Regions from separate parts of the Mus musculus genome. Here region 1 is linked to region 2. Evidence: chromatin loops called from intact Hi-C (ENCODE). Cell type or tissue: left cerebral cortex. All regions are shown on one strand. Each heading gives the region's core, and the rest is flanking DNA. Links, peaks and the distances in the headings are about the cores only.

Region 1 (10,439 bases), core at 1,215-9,214, 80 kb after region 2:
GACAGTCCTTGGGAGAGTGAAGCAAAAAGGTAGCCATGACTTAGAAGTTCAGCCTGGGCTACATATCAAGTTCCAGGCCAACAACGATAAGATACAGTAGTAAGACCCAGTCTCAGACAACAGAAGGGCTGGGGAGACGGGTCAATAGGTAAAGCAAATGTGAGGACTCAATCCTAACTAAAGCCATAGAGCCAGGAGTGGTGATGAGCTTGTAACCCCAGTGCCTGGGCGGGGAGACATGAGGGTCCCTGAAACCCACTGCCCAGCTACTCAAGACCAAGCGTGAGTGACCCATTCTCAAAAGAGGTGGATGGTGTGGAGGATATGTGAGGTTGTCCTCTGCCCTCTGCACACACACTCACACACACACACAGACACACACACACACACACATACACACACACACACACACACACACACGCACGCACGCACACATGCATTTTTGAAGGCAGGCAAGATGGCTCAGCTGGTAAAGTCTCTTGTCACCTGATGCCTTCTGAGTTTAATACCCAGGGCCTACCTGGAGGAGGAAAAGAACTGAGTCCCATAAGTTGTTACCTGACCACTACATACATACTGTGGTACATGTGTGCCTATACACATACATAAATACATACACACAGTCATAAGTGAACAAAATTTAAAGTTTTTAATTAAAAGGCTGGGCGTGGTAACGCACACCTTTGATCCCAGCATCTGGAGGCAGAAGCAGGCTGATCTCTTGAGTTTCAGGACATCCAGGGCTATACAGAGAAACTGTCCTTCCCCCACCCCCCCCACCCCCAAATACATAAATAAATAACAAAATTTTAATTGAAAAAAATTTAAAGGAGGCAATAAACTAAGAGGTCTCTCCAATGTGTCAAGCCATGGGTTGTCCATGGCTGGACCCCAAGGGGCGTTGCCCTGACCCCCTCTAGTAGGCAAGTATTAGGGTAGCACAGAGTGAGGAGCCGCTGAGAGCAGAAAGGTGAGTCCCACGGTGAGGTGGTGTCCTCCTGAGTACCTCAAACACTGTGGAGTATACTGCCCCATATCTCTTCTGCAGTGGCACCCCACCCAGGTGTGTAGGAAGATACGGGGGTCACGTGACACCCCTGGGAGAACTCAAATGCTTCAGAGAGTCTGGGTTGGCTTAGGGCTACTGGCTGAAAAGAGGCTAGAGATGGCTTAGGTTTCCCACCCAGGGAGCTGCCATTCATCTGTTAAAATCCCACCCAAACCTTCCCTCCCCAGGAAGCCTTCCCGGTACTAGAGACTATCTTTGCATCCTACTGTGAGAATCCTCTGTCTTGACAGCAGGGAGCCTGCTGTGCTCCTAATCCCACCACCTCCTGAGCAGCAGTGAGGGACAGAACGAGGAGCTAGTGGATGGCAGGGGAGGGTGGAGGTGGGCACTAGATGGTGCATCTCACCTACACCATCCTTCTCTGTCCCCTACTGTCTGCCACCTTCCATAGTGCCTGCAGTGGTTTACTTACCCGATGAAGGAAGGAGTGGCCCTTTTCATTTGCCCGGGAGGAACAGTGGCCCAGAGAGGTGGTTGTGCTTGTTGAGGGACACAGTGAAACAGTGGGGTGGGACTGGAAGGAAAGTGGCCTTGGGGACAGAGAAAGTGGCTAGGAAACGCCCCTTCTGCAGGGGACACTGGTTCATTAGCCCCAGGGATTGTGAGCACAGACCTAAAGCTGCGTGAGGGCCGGTTGTGTTCCGAGGCCAGGCACACTGACCAGGGCTGAACTGCTGCTGCCCTTGGCAGGAGGGGTGTGGCCAGAGCGTGTGTGACTGGCTCTTAGAGGTGGCTCAGATTTGGGGCTCCCCCCACCCCCCGAGCTGGAGAACGTGAAGGACTCGGTTCCAGGCAGAGGGAATGGCATATATAAATGTTGAGTTAGGGGGCAAAAATAGAGAGTCCTGAATGCGGCGGGCTCAGAATGGAGAGAACAGCGGGGCGCGGTGCTGTGGAAGAAGCTTGTTGCTCTGGGTGCTGAGAGCATGCATTGCAGTGGGGAGGGGTCTCTCCCACTGTGCGCACAGAAAGGCCTCAGGAGCCCCCCAGCATACAGCTGTGGGCAGAGCCTGACTCTGTGTCAGGCTGTGTGCGGGGCTGGAGCTCACCTGTCTTCTCCCCTTGCAGCCAAACTCTCCCGGCTCTCGCTGGCGCTCCCACCGCTCACGCTCACGCCGTTCCCGGGCCCGGGCCCGCGGCGGCCACCTTGGGAGGGCGCGGACGCAGGGGCAGCTGGCGGGGAGGCCGGCGGGGCGGGGGCGCCGGGGCCAGCGGAGGAGGACGGGGAGGACGAGGACGAGGACGAGGAGGACGAGGAGGCAGCGGGCTCTCGGGATCCCGGGAGGACGCGGGAAGCCCCAGTGCCCGTCGTGGTGAGCAGCGCCGACGGGGACACGGTCCGCCCGCTGCGGGGGCTGCTCAAGTCTCCACGCGCGGCCGACGAGCCAGAGGACAGCGAGCTGGAGAGGAAGCGCAAGATGGTCTCCTTCCACGGGGACGTGACCGTCTACCTCTTCGACCAGGTGAGGGGGCTACACTTAGTGCACGTAGCACCCGGACTGCAGGGAGATGGACCTCCGGGTGGTCCAGGTGAAGGGGGCGGGCCCAGAGGGATTTACGTGTTCTAGTGCCCTGGGTAGCCGGCTCAGTGGGTGGAGCCTGGAAGGAAGTGGCGGCAAGTGGGCGGGGCCTGGGGCAGCGGCCGGGGTGGGGGTGGGGGGCACTGGACGGGGTGAACGGGCATAGCAGGAGTAGAACCAGGAATGGGATAGGGGCTTTTGCTACGAAAGGGCCGGGAAATCAAGGAGAGACCCGAGGAGTGTTGGTGGGTTTAGAAGGCTGTCAGGTAGAAGAAGCCTAGACAGGCTAGGAATAAAATTAGAGACTACTCAAGAGAATGGTTGCAGAGCCTGGGTCTGCTGAGGGCGAAACCTAGTGCTTTGGGGCCTGGTTTTATCGACAACAATCTTGTGGAGTTGACTCTAATATGTGCCTATGTATATTCTTGAGTGGGGGTGTCCCCAATAAGCTTCAAAAGCTTTGCGTGGCCCTGTCAGTGGGTGGAGGGAGGTGTTTGATGTGGGTGCTGGGCAGCAAACTCTGGTAGGCAGGAAAAGGCCTACACCTTAGCCTCTAAGCATCTCCAGCCTCCCGGGGCTGGGCTTTAAGTGGGGCGGATCTCATCACGTGGAGCTTTAATATGGAGTGAGTTTGGCTTGGTCGCCTAGATCAGTAATCTTTGCTCTCAGGAGGCAGAGTCGAGACAATCTATAATTAATGTAATCTGAATAGTTCAGGGCAGCTAGAGCTACATACCGAAACTCTGTCTCAAACAGACAAATAATCAACTTACCAAAGTCATCTGGACCTGAAATCCCCATATTTAAAAAAAAAAAAAGAGGTTTATTGCCTGAGCCTTGCTATGTAAACCTGGGGTGAGACTGTTTGAGGCCAGGTTGTGAGATAGTTGAAAACAGGGTCAGGTGCAGTGTTCAGAGTCATGAGACCAAAGGATTCCAAAATGGGATGGGACTTTTTTTTTTTTTTTTTTTTTGAGACAGGGTTTCTCTGTATAGCCCTGGCTATCCTGGAACTCACTTTGTAGACCAGGCTGGCCTCGAACTCAGAAATCCGCCTGCCTCTGCCTCCCAAATGCTGGGATTAAAGGCGTGCGCTACCACTGCCTGGCCCAAATGGGACTTTTCAATTTTGTTTGTTTGTTTGAGACAGGATTTCTTTGTATAGCTCTGGCTGTCCTGGAACTTTGTAGAGAAGGGTGGCCTAGAACTCGGAGACCCATGTGCATCTTGGTTTCTCTGTATAACCCTAACTGTCCTGGAACTCACTTTGTACACCAGGCTGGTCTCAAACTTAAGAGACCCACCTGACCCTGTCTCCTGAGCGCTGGAATTAAGGGGGTCCCCACCTTGCCAGACTCAAGGTGGGACTTTGAGAGTTTGAGTGGGACTGGGATAATTGTCCCTTGGTGCGTGGCTGGAGTTAGAGGTTGGGAGGCTACAGGACCAGGCTGTTAGCTCCAAGACATAGGTTTGGATCTCTGCCGCCAAGATCTTGGAGGTGGTGCTGCGGGGTTTAGAACAGCGTCTTGCTCGCTGAATTTAGGAATTCCTGAGCTGGGTGGGGCTTTATAGTTAGGTAAGGAACAAAGACCAGGGTGAGATTAGAGCTTGTAGGAACTTTTGAAGGCAGATGAAAGTTCCATTAACTTCTCCATACAATACATCAGCAATTACAAAATGGGGTACTGAAAGCCCCAGCAATATCGTTGGGTTTTATTTAATTATTGAGATGCCGTGGTTGGGTGTGACAATACGTTTCCTATTCTTTTTCTCTTGTTTTCACAGGAGACTCCAACCAACGAGTTGAGCGTCCAGGGCACCCCCGAGGGGGACACGGAGCCATCAACTCCCCCAGCGCCCCCGACGCCTCCCCACCCCACCACCCCAGGAGATGGGTTTCCCAACAGCGACAGCGGCTTTGGTGAGGGGCGGAACCCAAGATTTGGGCTGCGGGAGGGCGGGGCTTGGGAGTGGAGGGAGTGGCCTTATTATGCAATGGGCGTGTCATGTGGGAAGGGCAGGGCTAAGGGTGACCTGGAAGAGAAGGATTGAATCTAGGAACCCATCCACTCTTTGTAGGCTGGAGCTGTACCGAGGGGCCTGGGCGGAGCTCAGGAAGGCAAGGGCTGGTTGAGGCGGGTGGGGGCGGAAAGGTATCTGAAGTGGGAGGAGGGATGGAGCCTTGCTGGAGGGTAGGGCTAAAGGCGGCCTTGTGCTGGTCTGCTAAGCTGGTGTATAAGTCTAGTTCACTTTCTCCCTAGGCGGCAGTTTCGAGTGGGCGGAGGATTTCCCCCTCCTCCCCCCGCCAGGCCCCCCCCTGTGCTTCTCCCGCTTCTCCGTCTCACCTGCACTGGAGACCCCGGGGCCTCCCGCCCGGGCTCCCGACGCCCGGCCCGCAGGTACAGTGCTTCCAGCAGGACCCTATCCCACCCCTCCCCAACCTGCCCTCCCTTACCTCGCTTCTCTCTCTCTCTTCCATTCACCCACTCAGTCACATTGACATCTCTCAGCTAAGACCAGTTGGTTCCCATTCACAGCCTTGGACAGTTACACCGGTCTCTGACCCTCAGTTGCTTCTTCAAGGATCCTTAAGTACACACTCCCTTGTCCATCTTTCCCATTTCTGAGCTCGGATACCTTGGTGGATCTCCATATCCTCTCCAAGGGCACTTAAAGCCAGGGGATATGGCAGACACCCAGAGAACAGGAATCACAGCAGCGAGCTCACAGTGACCTGACACATTGCTACTCGCTCAATTTCACTGCGATCCTTGCAGTGGATTTTAGTCCCACGGTTTTTACGGAAAGAACTGAGGCACTTAGAAAGGAGCATAGAGCCATAATTCCGGCCCGGCTGCTGGCCCTGGGTGCTGCCCTCTCGTGGTACGCGTCTATTGGGTCCTTGTGCAGATGGAAAATCAGTTCTCTCCTGCCCCCTGCTGGCCACCATGCTGAACGCCCAGGATGTGGGGAAGGAGCTGTTAGTTCCCCAGATCCTCTGAGTTTCAGGATTAACCCTGCCTTTTTTCAGTTGTGTGACGTTGGCCAGTCAGTGTCCCTTTCTGCCTTAGCATCCTCATCTGTAGAATGGGAATGAGAATGGATCCTGATCCTGAGTGTTATGAGGGTATAAGTGGCATAATCCCCCCTACACACACACACACACACACACACACACACACACACAGAGTCACACACACACACACACGCACACACTCACACACACGCACACACACTCACACTCACACACACGCACACACACACTCACGCACACGCAGTCATACACTCACACACTCGCACACACACAGTCACACACACACACACCACACACACACGCACATACACACACTCACACACACACACGCTCACACTCAACTCACTCACACACACTCTCACACACACTCGCACACACGATCATGCAGCCTGGAGCTCCTGTGATGGTGTGTGAACAGCTTGCACAACGGCTGGAGGCAGAAGAGTTTAGCTAGTTCAAGAACAGAAGACAGGCCTGGTGCTCCTCAGGGTTCAGAGTTGGGCCGCGGCTAAGTAAATGGGTCAAGTTATAAAGGACTTGGGGGCCGGGCATTGTGAACACCACTTGGGAGGCAGAGGCAGGTAGATCTGTGAGTTCAAGGCCAGCCTGGTCTACAGAGCAAGTTCCAGTACAGCCAGGGCTACACAGAGAAACTCTGTCTTGAAAAACCAAAATATACAATACTATACTATTTACTAATAGTAATAATTAGTAAATAAATAATAACAAATTTAGGAGAGCTTTGCCTACAGGGTCCTAGGGAACCATGAAGGCCAGTAAGCAGGGAAGGGCCTGGGGCCTGGGAATGGAAGCAAATAGAGGCTGGGTGCTTGAGGAGAGGCTAAGCCGGAGAGGTTTGTGAACTAAGCGCAAGAAGAGAGGAGGGGCAAGGCAGGGGCAGAGGAGGGGCGGTAGAGACAGGATTGGGACTACATCCCCATCTAACCTCAAATGTTACTTCCTGACACCTCCATCTCAGGACCCCTGTGAGCACAGGGCAGGGTGGGTCTAGGGTGTGGGGACATCAGCTAGATAGTGAGTCAGGATCAAGGCTGCTAGCAAGGTGACCTCACGCTTAGTCACCAGGAGTGGAGACGGAGGGCCCAGTGGTATGAAGTCCCAAATCCTTGCCTACTCACACAGATACTCCCGCTGGGCATGGGTGGGGAAACTTACACACGTTTGTCTCCCCAGACCACAGTGAGTGCCCCCTTGGCACTCTCATACCCTCTATTTGACACCAGGTCCTGAGTGAGGAACTCATCCTGTGTACTTTGAAAAGGAGTGGACCTCATTTTCCACTCAAGAAGGGCAGTGGGCTCTGGTGCCTCTGTGTAGCCAGACCTGGGCTGTCAGCACAGAAATGTAAACAGGGGAGGGTGGACCCCTCACCCCACGGGCCTTGGTGCTCTAGGTCCAGAGGATGAATCAGGCTGTGATGTGTGGCTGCTGGGACACACACTCACACACACTCAATTTGTTGGTGAAGACACTGTGTGACACAGGCCTAGGTACAGGCCCCATATTCCGCCTATGCAATAAAGGTGCGAGCAGTCGCCGGGCTCTTCCACAATAACTTATACTTAATAAATACTCAGTACCCGAGAGGAACACCTGAGAAAAAAAGAGAGGAAGCAAGTGATAACCCAGGATGTCTGAGGGTGACAGGGGACCCAGAATGGTTGTGGAAGGCCTCAAAAGAGGGGGCCTGAACCACTTAGGAAGAGCATTTTAGACACTAGGAACAGCAGATGCAAAAAGCCCCTGAAGTAGAACGGTATCTGGAACATTTGAGGGCAGTGTGCCTGGAGCAGAGGGCTGGATGAGGACAGAGAGGATAGGATGGTGCCGCTTCCTGGGCCTTTGCCTTGAGTTGGAAACCATAAGCCTGTCTCCCCTGACTCTGTCTCCCCTGATTCCCATCCTTTCTCTACTCTCTGTTCTCAGGCCCCGTGGAGAACTGACTCCCCAAAGACCCAGCCCCTTTGCATCCCAAGAAGAGGGCTTGCGAGCAGAATCTTGTGTGGACGATGGAGCCATTGCCCCTGACACTGACACAGCCTCTGGGGAGGTGCCTGAGGCTGGGCCCTCCCTCTCCTCCACCATGTGCCAAACAGGAGGCCCAGGCCCTCCACCCAGCCCCCCAGATGAGTCCCCTGATCCCCCTGACCCCCCCGACCCCCTTGGAGCCACATGAGGCAGGAAGCCCCATCGCTGGACAGCCACACGTCTTGGAACTGAACTGAACCGAACTCTTTTGGGCCCAGAGCCCCCTGGCACAGCAGAGGTCTCTCCTGGCCCCATGAGGGCCACTGGCTTCAGGAACCTGGCCCCCCCCCCCCATCTTGCGTCTCCCCTTCCCCCAAGCCTGGCCCCTGGAGGGGGCCTCTGATTCAAACCTTCGCGTGACATTTTCACATTATTTAAAAAAAAAAGACAAAAACAACTTTTGGAGGAAAATGGGGCCTGTGTGTATTTGGGGAGGTGGGAGGGAGGTGCCAGGAGTAGACACTGCATGAAAGTCCCTGTCCTTTCCTTATGGCCCTGAGGCAAGGCGCCCACGCAACAGTGGAGCTTGCTGGCCTCCCTTCCAGCGCATTGGTGGCAGCCCTGACTTACCCTTCTCTGTTCCATGAGGAGTCAGTGATGATGGCTTGGGACCAGGCAGTTTTGGTAATCATGTTCCTGCAGGGTCTGAAAGCTATCACAGGGCCAGACCAGGTGGTGGGAAGAGACTCAGAACTGATCTGCTGAAACTCGGCGGAGTCACCTGCCAGCCACTGCCTGGCCTGCCTGCCCGCACTGGCCGGCTCCATCCACTCATTTCTCTGTTACTGCCCAGCTTCTGGGCCGGCACACAAATACTGTCTATATGATCATGCATGCACACCCTCACCCCCAGCCCTGGCCCTTGCCAGTTGTTCTTCATCTGCCCGACTGCTTGTCTTTGTCCAGTCTTCCTCGCAGTGACCTAGGACTGCTGCTCTGGTTTCTTCCTGTGTCTGTGTTCTCCCATGCATCTCCCCGTGCTTCTCTCTGCCTTAGTTATATTTGGGTCTTGTCCCTGTCCCCTCCCTCCCTCCCGTGGCTGCCTGGTCCTTAGCTTCTCAGTGGCTAGGCTGTTGGTGTCTCTGGACTTGGGTCCCTCATCCTCTACACTTGGGGATCAGAATTTACATGAAGGGAGTGAATTTACATTGTGGAAGAGAGCCAAAGCAAGGGGTGGGTTTAAGCAGGATGGTATATAGGGGTGACAGGACACAGGGTGGAAGGTGTCACAGGAAACCCCTACAGTAGGGTTTTCCTTCCCCATCATAGGATTGGATTGCTGCCTGGCAAGCGGCGACATGATTGAGAGGCAGGTCTGCCCAGGTTGGGGAGGGAATCATGGTAGTAGAGTGGGCTGGATCTTGGCATCCTAGTTCAAAGAATGAGAGTTAGAGACCTAATGCCAAGTCAAGAGAGGTGGGCTAGGACCTGTGCTGTCTACCTGTCTCACTCTGTGTATCTGTGTGTTTGAGACAAGATCTGTCTGTGGCCCTGGCTGTCCTGTAACCACTGTGTAGACCAGGCTGGCCTCTAATTCACAGAGACTGATTAGCCTGCCTTTGCCTCCTGAATGCTGGGATTAAAGGCATCACCACACCTAGCAAGGGCCAGGATTTTTAGGTCTGAGGAGAGAAGGCTGTGGCCTGAACTGGTGGATTATGAGGGAGGGACAGGACATTCATGCCTCAGTCTGAGTGAAGAGGGTGAGAGCCAGGCCAATCCAAAGTCTGAGATGCTAATGTCCTACCCAGTTGCAGGGAGCAAAGTTAAAGGTCTAATCCCCAGGGAGGAGGGCTGGGGCCAGAACTGCTGCATCTGAGGGAGGAACCTGGGATCAGGACCCCTGGTCTGAAGGAGGGTATACTATCGTACCAGCCCTCACCCCACAAACTCATATTCAGTTATCTTCAACCACAGAAACTTACTGCTTCACAATTGTGGAGGCTACAAGACCAAGACCACCGACATCAGTATTTGGAAAAATCTCTTCCGTGTTTTGCAAGCCTGGCTTCAGGTAACCGTTGGCACTCCGTTGGCTTGTCTGTGCTTTGCCCCACTCTGCATTCATCCCCACATGGCACCCTCTGTGGCCTTCTGTCCAAACACCCACTTTGGGAACTTTTTATGTGTGTGGGTATGTTGGTGGGTACCGGGAAGGGCATGGTTTCACATATCTCAATCTGGCTTTGAACACCTTAATTCTTCCTCACCTAGCACATGGATTGAAATGAGTCCCCCTCCCCTGACACTTGGCTTGAAGGTCAGCTTAAAGCAATTTGCAGTGACACAAGCACCTGCAGCCTAGTGTGGCCAACGTTCCCTTGAGATCCGCAATCAAGTGTGCTGATCATCACAGCCCTGGGCCCCCAGTGGTGGCTCCTCCACTCCCTCCTCCTTTAGTCACTGGGTCCCCCAGGACTGCAGACCTCCCCCTCCCTTCCCACCTTCGCCGCTACTCACTCTCAGATCACCACAACCACTTCACTTAGACACACTGCCTCACCTTGGCTTCTCATAGGCAGGCCTGCGTAACCTGTTCTTGCCTCCCTTAGCCACACCAGTCACCATCTTACCTGGGCTGATGGTAGTCACCAGTTGTCAGGCAATGATCCTGGGGTGAGAAGCCCTACTACTAAGGTTTTCCTTTGCCCTCTTGTCTTTGTCACCATCCAGCTCAAACCCACCCCTTAAGCTTGTCAATCAGTGCAAGCCCTTGTGCCAAGAAAACTTGAGTCCTAGGATGTGAAAGACAAGGAACCAAGTTCAG
Region 2 (10,439 bases), core at 984-8,983:
TCACACTAACCTACACTCTGTTAAGGCAGGGACAAAACTTCTTAGGCAAAAAATAAGAGGAGGAGGGAGTCTGCTTATTGCCAAATACCCCTTGCATCGCATCCACAGCAGCATTCGCCCCAGATAACATGCCAAGAGGTGGAGCTCAGGGAGATGCAGAACCCGGGATACAGCCAGAGCGCCGCGAAAACCCTGACCAAAGAGGCTGAAACGGGAACAGGAAAGGGGAAACGCTAACTCACCCAAACTGAGTGACCTCGCCCTGCGGAGCCCTCAGAAGCCCAGCTGAGAGAAAAGGACTGCTCACCCTGCCCCCAGGGGAAGTCTGGGGCCAGCGGCAGAAGGGCCCTGACAGACATTATCACCCCTGGTATGACAACCACAGACTTCAGACCAGTGCTTCTCAACATTCACGATGCTGGGACCCTTTAATATAGTTCCTTATGTTGTGGTGATCCCCAAACATTTCATTGCTATAACTGTAATTTTGCTACTGTTACAAACTGTAAATATGTGGTATACAGGATAGCTGATATACGACCCTGTGAAAGGGCCCAGACCCACAGGTTGAGAACCTATTCTGTAGCTAGAGCCTTACCTGGTTCCATTGCCCCTTGGATTTAGGTGTCCAGTGGGCACCCAGGCCTCTGCTGTCACAGCAGGGCTTGAGCCCCAAACTGGAGGCCATGTATGTATAGGCGGTTTTCGTAAAGAGTCTTGCTAACTCCCTGTGCAGGGCCAGGTTGGGGTTCTGAAGAGGAGGGCACATTGCAGGCTCAGTATCCCAGAGCCTGCTTCTCTCATCCAGCTGGCCTGTCTTGTACTACCCAAGTTCAGGTACTCCATACCAAAAGAGTGAAGACACTTTCAGGGAAGACACCCTAAAAGGGAGTCTTTTTCATCACTCTCTTTTTCCAAACAAGGAAAAAAAAGCAAAACAGAAAATCACTTACCCAAGATCACAACTTTAAATGGCAGAGCCAGGCCAAGTGTTGAAAGACGGTGATCCCAGCTACTTCGGAGGCTGAAGCAGGAAGAGTGAGTCAAAGCCAGCTGGGGCAACTTTGTGAAACCTTGACTTAAGGGGCGGGGGGGGGGGTGAGTGGGGGACAGAGCTGGCACTAGAACTAGCTTACTAAATGGTGAGGTGCCAACTGTTCAGTTTTGTATCTTTGTCTCTCCTTCTGCCCGGGGTTCCCTCACCATTTTTCCTTCTCACCCTCGGGCCTCCACACCTCCAACCACCGTCATGGTCTCTATTTCAGTCTCTCTGGAGCTTGTTATCTACCCGCTTTCCAAACCGGGAGTTCTGCGTGCCTTCTCTGCACATCAATATGTACATCGAAAATGTTGGGCCAGTTCAACCAGTCTGGTTTAGGAAGGGGGAAAAAAAAAAGGGCTGTCCCTAAGGACGAAAACAAAGGAGAGATCCGAGAAGAGGTCATCTTTAAGGGCAGGGGGAAAAGCTCAACACAAAATATTAAATAATAATAATAATAAGGTATTATGGGTTGAATAGCAGCAAGAAAGTCTCGGGTGAGAGATCTAGTAGGATTTCCTGAACTTCAGTTCTGTTTAGTAAGTTGAGCATAAGGAAAAGGCAGCCGAGAATTTAAGGAAGTGTGAGATGAGCTTTTTCTTCAGGGCGGGATAAGCCTCACCTCCGACACACAGCCCACCGGGTCCTCCGCGAGCCACCGAGAAGCGGTCGGCGTGCGGCCAGAGAGTCACCACGCGACTCGTCCAGCAAGCTCCGATCATGTCTCTGATTCTCCGGTCCCTTTACCCCTGGAGAGTGTTAGAGCAGGGACGGGGAAAGGCCAGAGAGGCTCCGGGTCCCAGCCCTTTCCTCAGGCTGACTTCTCTTTGGTTCTGGAAGCCTCGGTTTACTCGGTCCTCCCACATACCATCGAGAAACCCAAATTGTGGTAGAGCTCCGCGTCGCGCTCATGTGACGTCACCCGTGCACCACAGAGACGCCAGTTCCGGATAGAGTGTCCCGCATTGCGTCACGAGTGCGTCTCGCAGGCCGCTCTTTCCCCGCCCACTCCGGCGCGGTTCCGTCTTTCCGGACCTGGCCGAGCAGGAGGCGCCATCATGGTAAGCTCGCTGAGCGGTCTCCCCGAGTGGCCCATCCGCTGCCATCCTCAGCAAGTCCCGCTCGTAGCGCGACGGAGGGGTGCAGGCGGTGCCAAGGGGAACTGCGGGACAGGCTAGGGCCTTCGATCAGAACTTGCCGGAGCCGGTGGCCGGTCCCGGGAGCCTCCCGAGGCTCGTCGTCTTCCTTACAAAGTTTGGCTCCATGAGCCAGGCTGATTGCAGCTCCCAGTGAGTCCAGTCCGGCCTCGAGCCCACGGCCGCTCCCTCGCACCAATCTTTCGAGTGCTGCGTTTCCAAGCGGGACCGCTGCTCCCAGTGTCCCTGTTTCTTAACTTGCCATTGGGAAGTTGAGTGCTACGATGAGCGGAGCCACTACACGTTGCCGGGTTTGGGGACAAGCGTACGTCAGTCCTTCCCGGAACACTGCTCCTAGTGTGTTTGGTGTGTAGTAATCCTGTCCCTGCCTTGTATGTTGGGAAGACGTTTATGAAGAGCCTTGAAGGTGCAATGAAACCGCTGTTAGTATCAGTAACTACTTCAGGATGCTAACAGCTTGGAAAACGAGTGGGGGATAAAATTAACCCGAGCACTTGGTCTTTCTAGGGTTGATTTGAAGGACGTAGTGTAAGGCTTTGTCACAAACACGTCTCCACGTCTAGAATGTACTGTTGGCTTCTTTTTGACTGTTTTTCAGATTGGGAGCTAGTTTTGAGAACATAAATAAAAGCTAACATCTTTACAGGGATCTGAACTCTCATCCATACTGGGCCCAGAACCAGGGCCTTCACATGCTAAGCAAGAGCTGAGCTCTAAGGGACTCTGAGCCAGCAGCCGCTTGTCTTGTGCAGCTCAGTTTTTACACCGAGACAGTGTTTCAATGAGTTTCTGGACTCTGGGAGGAATGGTCCCAAGCCGAGACAAAAACATCACTTGTGTGTGTTAAGTGAACTTGTCAGGGGTGGGACATGTCTTCTTCCTCTAGTTTGAATCCTTTGAGGTTTGAATTGTCGACTAAGTAGCCTAAAAGTTACAGGTACGAACAGGTATAGATATCATCAAAGATATAGGGCAGTGGTTCTGACAATTGGCTCTATGGTGGTTCACCTCCCTCAGGGTGTTGACATTCGCCACAACAAGGACCGAAAGGTTCGGCGCAAGGAGCCCAAGAGCCAGGACATCTACCTGCGGCTGCTTGTCAAGGTAAGCCCGGGGTGCTACGCCATCTTACAGCTCCCAAAGTGAGTGGGGTGGGGAGAGGGGGGAGCCTGGACACAGTGCCCCAACCCCCCACATCACCAGGAGTTGAGCGGGATGGGAGAGCTGTGGAAGGGTCCTGGCTTGGGGGTGGCGCAGGCAGTCCCATGCTCAATCTTTTCCTTTCCCTTGCAGCTGTACAGGTTTCTGGCCAGACGGACCAACTCCACCTTCAATCAGGTTGTGCTGAAGAGGTTGTTCATGAGCCGAACCAACCGGCCACCTCTGTCCCTGTCCCGCATGGTTAGTAGTCAGCCAGAGGGCGCTTCACATGTTTGGGGGCGGTGGGGTAAGGCCAGCAGAGGATGCGGGCCTCTGTGCTTTGGTCTTTTTCTACCTGGGGATTTCTCTGACCTGGGTCACTTCTGGGGTTGGAAAGAAAGATTTCAACAATCAGTCATAGCTGGCAAGCTCTTGGGGCCCTGTCACTGGGGGGAGGTCGGCCTCAGCCAGTGGAGGTCTTGGCTGTTTGGTCTTCCCGGTGACAGCTTGGCACAGAAAGACTTAACATGCTTGCCCCCATCAGATCCGAAAGATGAAGCTTCCTGGCCGCGAGAACAAGACTGCCGTGGTTGTGGGGACGGTCACAGATGATGTGCGGATTCTGGAAGTTCCCAAGCTGAAGGTAAGTGACCAGCATGGGCCAAAGGGACATGTCTCCAGTCAATTAGGGGGCTTTGCTATGTGCCAGTGGCACCCTGCCATGGGAGCTGTAATCAAAGCTGCTCTTCGTTGTGTCCCCTCACCACTGCAGAATGATGCTTTGGAGTCTGTTTGCCCTGAAAGCATTGAGGATGCTTGCCATCCACTGGGGAGACTTTAGTGGCAGTTGTTTATCAGGGTCTGCTACCGGGGGTGGGCCGTGACAGTCCCCACAGCCTCTGGTGTGTGCCTTCTCAGGTGTGTGCACTGCGGGTGAGCAGCCGGGCCCGGAGTCGCATCCTCAAGGCTGGGGGTAAGATCCTCACCTTTGACCAGCTGGCCCTGGAGTCTCCCAAGGGCCGGGGCACTGTGCTCCTGTCTGGTCCTCGGAAGGGCCGAGAGGTGTACCGACATTTTGGCAAGGCCCCAGGAACCCCACACAGCCATACCAAGTGAGTATCAGAGCTTTGGCTTCAGGTAGTTGTTACCCATAGTGGCCACTAGGATGTCAAGTTCACTTGGGTGGGGGGTGGTCACAAATCTGGGCTAGCCAGGGCCTCTGCCACTTCTGAGGGGTGAGTGGTTATTGCGAAGGCTCTCAGAAGGTTTCCAGTATGACAGGAACAGGTCCTAGTGCCAATGAGCTGGACTTCTCTAACCTCCCTCCTTTCCCCACAGACCCTATGTCCGTTCCAAGGGCCGGAAGTTTGAGCGCGCCAGAGGCCGAAGGGCCAGCAGAGGCTACAAAAACTAACCCTGGATCTTAACTGTTAATAAAAAAAACATTGGATGATGATGGTCCTCTGTGTTCATTCATGAAGTTGGAAAGGGGCAGGGTGGGATGAGGGCCACTAGTGGTGACAGCATTTGATTGGAAGTCAGCACAGACCCATTTTTGGGGAAGGGGGTGGGGCCTGCTCTGGGACCTGCCCTGCACCTGGGCAGCCCCTGCCTGTGCCCGAGCCCCGCCTGCTGGGTGTTGTGTTCACCTGTTTCCTCCTAGGATTAGCTTTTCCCAAGACCTTGGTGTTGGGGGATGTGGGGCAAGGCGTGGGAACAGGTGAGGCCCTGCCTGGGCCAGTCTCTGAGCAAGATGCCTAGTAGTCCCTCCCCCTCTGTTTGCACAAGGGGCTGTGTCCTGACAATTGCTCCCCGTTGGGTGGAGAGCTGCTCAGGAGGAAGTCGGAAGCTCCTGAGCTGGCCCTCAGACCGGGCCGAAGCCTGGGGTCTGTAGGTGGGGGGCCTGGCCTTCTGGATCGCGTGGTGCCAGTTGGCTGGAACCTAATTCAGCTTCACAGGTCCATAGTTCCTGTCCAGGAAGTAGAGTACAGCTTGGAGACTAAGGTTGGCAAGAAACCCAGGCTAGGTTCTCAATCGATCGGAGGACAGTACTCATGGCTGCTAACATCTCGGACTGGTTTTGAGGCTCACAGCCAAGGTAGACTTCAGACTTCAATACCTTGAAGATCCTCACTGAAGGAGACTGGCAAGTGTCTGGGGAGGAGTTGGGGGAGGGGGCAGGGGATAGGTTCTTTCTGACCCTATGACAGGCAGAACTGGGAGAGAGATTAGCCTGTGGGAGCTGGGGTGGTGGGCAAGAAAGTTTACTCAGACTCAGAAACTGCCTCTCCTGCTGTCCTACTGAGATTAATCTCCATGCAATGAAAGGGAGGAAAGAGTGGGTCAGATACCATAGATAAGCCAAAGTGGCAGGCAGTCGAGCCATTGGTCACAAGCAGTAGGGTGACCAAGGACAGGCAAGCAGCCATTTAGCAGAAAATGCTTAGGCTGATGGCCAGACCTGTCAGGGCAGCCAGGTCATCCTGACAGGCCTGGAACAGCCAAGAACCACCTAAAGCTGCCGTAGCTCCAAGTCACAGGTGGTCCTGCGGTTTGGCAGAGGCAAAATGGGAGATGGCTGACTGGCAGGTAGTCAGCAGGCACATGTGATCAGATCCATGGTGTAAGGGTATGGAGAGTCTGTAGGGACTGAGTCGGGCACCTTCAGGGAGCTGTGTGGATGTTTACAGACCTACCCTGGGGGCTTTGGGTGGCCGCATAATATCACAGGACCCCAGATGGTCTATCTCCAAAAGCCATCTAGACCCTCCAGGACCTGGCCTCTGGAGGCCTTGTGTGGTTTGAATGGCAGCCTCCCAGCTGGCCGCGCTGGAAGGAGAGGAGTTGGGGGCTGGCGAGCCAGCCCTAACGAAGGCCAGCCCTGCCGTCTTGTACTCTGAGGGCCAGCGGCTGGCACTCGAAGCCCTGCTGAGCAGTGGCGAGGAGACTTTCTGGGCCTGTGTGCAGCAGGAGAGGTTGCCCCCCTTTCTGAGTGCAGATGAGGCTCAGGCCCTGGCTACGGCTGCTGAAGACTGGCTAGTACCTAGCCAGGAGCCTGGTGCAGCAGGCACGGGAACAGCCATCACCGATGGGGACGTGGGCAGCCTGACCTACTGGCCGAGGCAATCTGAGGAGCCGGCACCCCTGCTGCGGCTTGGCTGGCCTGAAGACACTGCCTGGAAGGGCATCACCCGGGCGCAACTCTACACCCAGCCACCAGGCGAGGGCCAACCACCCATTAAAGAGTTGGTACACCAGGAAATCCAGGCTGCTCGAAAGGTGGGTGTCCCCGCCTCCCCTCCCCTTGACCGGTACCTAGGCTTTTCCCCATACCCTCCTGGAATTTGCAAGGCTGTACACGTGCTCCTCTGGTCCTGGAGCCCAGGCTTTATCTTTTGCCCTTCAGACCTGGAGGCCTCTTACTCCCTGAGATTTGGTATCCACACTTCTGGAGCTAAGTGGTGACCATTTGTCAGTCAGCCCCTTTCACACCAAATCAGAGACACCTAGCTTCCTCCAGGAAAGCCCTGGGGGTAGTTACCCTGCCCTGTAGCCGCCCCGCTCCTGCCCCTCCGATGCCCTATTCCTTAGGTAGCAATCTTGGGATTTCCGTGGCTCCAGTGCCAGGTGGTCTGCACGGGTTAATATGTGCAGCTTTCCAAGAGTGGAGGTCATGGTGAAACAGGCTAGATGCAGCTGAAGCTCACTGTTCGCAGTGACCTGGGTGATGAGTCATGCCACCATAACTGTCTGCCTACAAGGCACACCTTAGTGGCCTAGGCTTCCTGGTCACCAGGACCCAGCCCTAACCTGGAGCTGTGGACCTTTGGCGTTCTCAAGGACAATCTGTGGGCAACAATCTGTGGGGTTAAAGATGAGTTTTCAGCAGCTGGAAACGGGTCTCCTAGAAGGGCAGCCTGGTTCCCTGCAGGGAAGAGTCAGGGTGGGTGTCTCCCTGCCACCCTGAGCATCCCATAGAAGCCAGGACTTGAAGCCTGTGTCTCTACAGCATCCTACCCCCAGTGCCACAGTCCCCCATCCTTTGTCTACCCCTTTCTCCCCTAGCTGGTGGCTGTAGTCATGGATGTCTTCACCGACCCTGACCTGCTCAGAGACATGGTGGATGCTGCTACCCGCCGATGGATTCCTGTCTACTTACTGCTTGACCACCAGCATCTGCCTGCCTTCCTGGCACTAGCCCAGCAGTTAGGGGTGAACCTGTGGACCACTGAGGTAGGAGCCAGGCCAGAGCCATCTAAATGTCCCTAATCCACAGAGGGGGACATTTCCACGGGTCTCTAGGTCACTGGGGTTCCCTGAGATCTGAAACACATGCCACTGGAGGGTGGGAGTTGGGGAGGGGGGTGTCCTGGATCCTTGATCCAGAACTAGTTATCCTCAGATCTAAGATTTGGTATCAGTGGCCCTGGGGATGCTGGGACAGTATCGATGGCATCACAGAATATGCCCTTTCCCAGAACCTGGATATCCGGACCGTGCAGGGCCACACCTTCCAGAGCCGCAGGCGACGGCAGGTGAGCGGCCATGTGCGGGAGAAGTTCGTGCTCCTGGACGGTGACAGGGTCATCTCGGGATCCTACAGGTGTGTCCCCTCATGACACCCTGTGCTCAGCCCTCCCTCTCGACATGATGGGGGAGGGGTTGCGATGGGGGAGCATCCTGGGTCTCTGGGCTCCGCACTCATCTCTACAATGGTTCCACACACTCATCCAGGAGAGGAGGTGTGTTCTGCCACAGAGAACACTTAGGGCTGTCTCTGCTGTTGGCCAGGTGAGTGGCCTTGTGAATCCCAACTTGGGAAGCTGAGGCTGGGCTCTGAGTGCCAGATAGCTGGATTCAGATCCTAACCCTGCCAGCTCCTAGCTGTGTGCCTTCAGGCAGCTTACTCCCCTTTCCTGTGCTGCCTGTCAGAATGAGATGATAGGGATCAGGCTATTGTGGGTTCCCATCCACTCTGCGTACTGAGCCTCATCCCTGCCTCCACCCAGCAGATAATCAGTGGTGTGTCCCTTACCCATTCTCAACATCATGACAATCCCAGAATCCTCCAGACACAGCCAAGTACCCAGGGTGAAGAGGTGCTGACCAGGAACCGCTATTCCGGAAGGGTACGGAAGACCACACTCAGCAGATTTGTGGCCACAGCTGCCTGCGTTCATGTGGCCAGTGGTGGGAACGTGCGTTTCTGACAAGTCCCCACGCAGCACTGACACTGTGGGTCCTGTTCACCCTTTGAGACCCCGCCTCCATCCCTGAGACATGCTGCTTTGGAGTGACACTATCATCCTGGCGTTGCCAGAGGACAGAGCGGGGTAGCCAACACATGACCTAAGTGCTTCAAAGCTGGATGTGGTGACACACAACAGAGAGAAGATCACAGAGGAGGCCGTCCTTAGCTGCGCAGAGAATTTGAGGCCATTCTGGCATACAGGGAACCCTGCCTCAAAAATCATTCCTGCTCACAAAAAAAAAAAAAAAAAGTCCTCTGAAACCCCATCTGATATTGATTTTTACCGCATGTCACGAACTCTCAGGTGACACCAACATAAAGCAGCATCCGCGTCAATGTGGAAAGATGTGCGTCCTAGAACCAATGGGGCACAGCTGAGCCATGAGAGCCACAGGCCATGCCCCACATGAAGGCAAGCCAGGGGCTTTGCCAGCCCGCCTCCCACGGTCCTGGAATGGAGGAAGCCAGGGCCACAGGAGGTAGACTGCACCTCTGGCCATTTAATGGGGGAAAGGGATGAAGGCGGAAGCCCGGGGCACAGCCCTAGGCCCTGCAGTTCTTGTGGGTCACAGCCAGTATTGAAGCAGCAGCAACAGGCCCAGGAGCAGCTGCAGACCCAGTGACAGGCTGGTAGCCCCTGTGGAAAGGCCAGTGCCCTTATTGCAAAGGTGGCCAGAACAGCAGGTGGTGGTGAGACTGTATGTGAGGCCCATGTAGCTGATGGGTTCCTCGCGGCCACAGCTGGTGGAGTGCACGCAGCCTTTGTTGATGATGGGCCCCACACCCTGGGCTACTCCGTGGCCTGTGAAGCAATCTTCGTCATCCCCACAGCGCATGTGTGTGCCAGGGCACCGAGCAGAGTCAGTCAGCTCACAGAAGACGCAGTCCTTGATGCCTGTCACACCTGGGCAAAGAACCAACACCAGAAGCAGTGGCCAGCCAAGGACCATGGTGGCCTGGCGGCGTGGATAGCACCCAAGCCAGGCCGGGGGCTTCCTTGACCTCCTGGATGGCCGAGTGTGACCTCCTGGAACACCTCCTGCCCCTCGTCCTGGCCTTGGGGGTCAGCAGTTGGAGTGTTTCGGGTTCCCGATACAACGTGTCCTTTTCAGAAGCTCTTCAGTCCTCGGGTTGGAGATGGGCCAGCACCCCTGCTCACAAGCCTTTGGGCCATGGAACTCAGTGACCTCACAGACACTCAGGGTTCTTGGATAGCTGGGGGTGGGGGAGGGGAGGTAGCCTGGTCCACCACAGGCTGAGGGAACCAAGAACCTTCACCTGGCAAGGTAAGGATGCTTGAAGGATAATCCCATAACGCCGACACATTGGCTCGGCCCGCCCACAGCAACCTCACTTTACCGATGGCCCACTGAGGCCATAGAGTATTGCTTGATGCATTCAAGACCTGTGTATGTTCAAATTTGCCCTGGAGGTGTTAAAGCCCTGGTCACGTGACACGGAGGACAGGTACCACCCTCTGCAGCCGGTGGGCCCCATGTTCTGCGTGGCAGATGTGCTTCTTGGATCCTGGTGTACAGTGCACACGCTTAGGAAGTACAGCCTTTCTGGTGAATCTGTGGAAATGGTCCTGCGGGTATTAGAAGATCACCCTCATGATAAACTGCGACTCTGAGATGTCCCTCAGTGGGGCAGAGCAGAGCCCATGTTTCCAGTCATCTAACTTTAGGTAGTCACGATAACGTTTTCTTGGGTTTTGTTGTTTGTTTTTGTTTTGAGATAGTCTCATGTAGCCTAGGCTTTTCTGGAACAGCGTAGCCGAGGCTGGCCTTGAACTCCTAATCCTCCTGTCTCAGCCTCCTGAGTGCTAGGGTTACAGGCTTCTATTACCATG

What was found. Hi-C counts contacts between places; a loop is a spot of excess contacts. Peaks named below come from ENCODE experiments on the same cell type or tissue, not always from the same donor. Only the 100,000 strongest peaks of a DNase experiment are listed, where the experiment ranks them.
Region 1: it touches region 2 in a loop (2.4-fold over the local background); 3 of 42 quality-filtered maps call a loop at or near these places.

The regions. Positions count from the first base shown.
Region 1 is chr7:45,796,062-45,806,500 of GRCm38, forward strand. It overlaps Lmtk3 (lemur tyrosine kinase 3), which reads left to right. Exons shown (of 15, transcript NM_001290990.2): 12 at 2,138-2,532; 13 at 4,375-4,510; 14 at 4,851-4,988; 15 at 7,571-8,083. The coding sequence ends at 7,587. Among named protein-coding and RNA genes, the nearest start is that of Cyth2, 13 kb to the right of the region's middle. In left cerebral cortex, for the core only: a CTCF peak has its summit at 5,500 (motif pointing left); DNase peaks (open chromatin) are centred at 5,482 and 8,240; H3K4me3 peaks cover 938 bases; H3K27ac peaks cover 566 bases.
Region 2 is chr7:45,716,040-45,726,478 of GRCm38, forward strand. Sphk2 (sphingosine kinase 2) reads right to left here and starts at 1,963. Exons shown (of 7, transcript NM_203280.3): 1 at 1,662-1,963; 2 at 954-1,024. Rpl18 (ribosomal protein L18) reads left to right here and starts at 2,032. Exons shown (of 6, transcript NM_009077.2): 1 at 2,032-2,100; 2 at 3,214-3,300; 3 at 3,490-3,597; 4 at 3,881-3,979; 5 at 4,255-4,448; 6 at 4,675-4,796. The coding sequence starts at 2,098. The coding sequence ends at 4,750. Fam83e (family with sequence similarity 83, member E) reads left to right here and starts at 5,181. Exons shown (of 5, transcript NM_001033170.4): 1 at 5,181-6,615; 2 at 7,402-7,569; 3 at 7,815-7,939. The coding sequence starts at 6,142. Spaca4 (sperm acrosome associated 4) reads right to left here and starts at 9,777. Exons shown (of 1, transcript NM_027055.3): 1 at 9,068-9,777. The coding sequence starts at 9,537. The coding sequence ends at 9,154. In left cerebral cortex, for the core only: CTCF peaks have their summits at 2,190, 4,506 and 6,528; DNase peaks (open chromatin) are centred at 1,287 and 1,984; H3K4me3 peaks cover 2,426 bases; H3K27ac peaks cover 1,499 bases.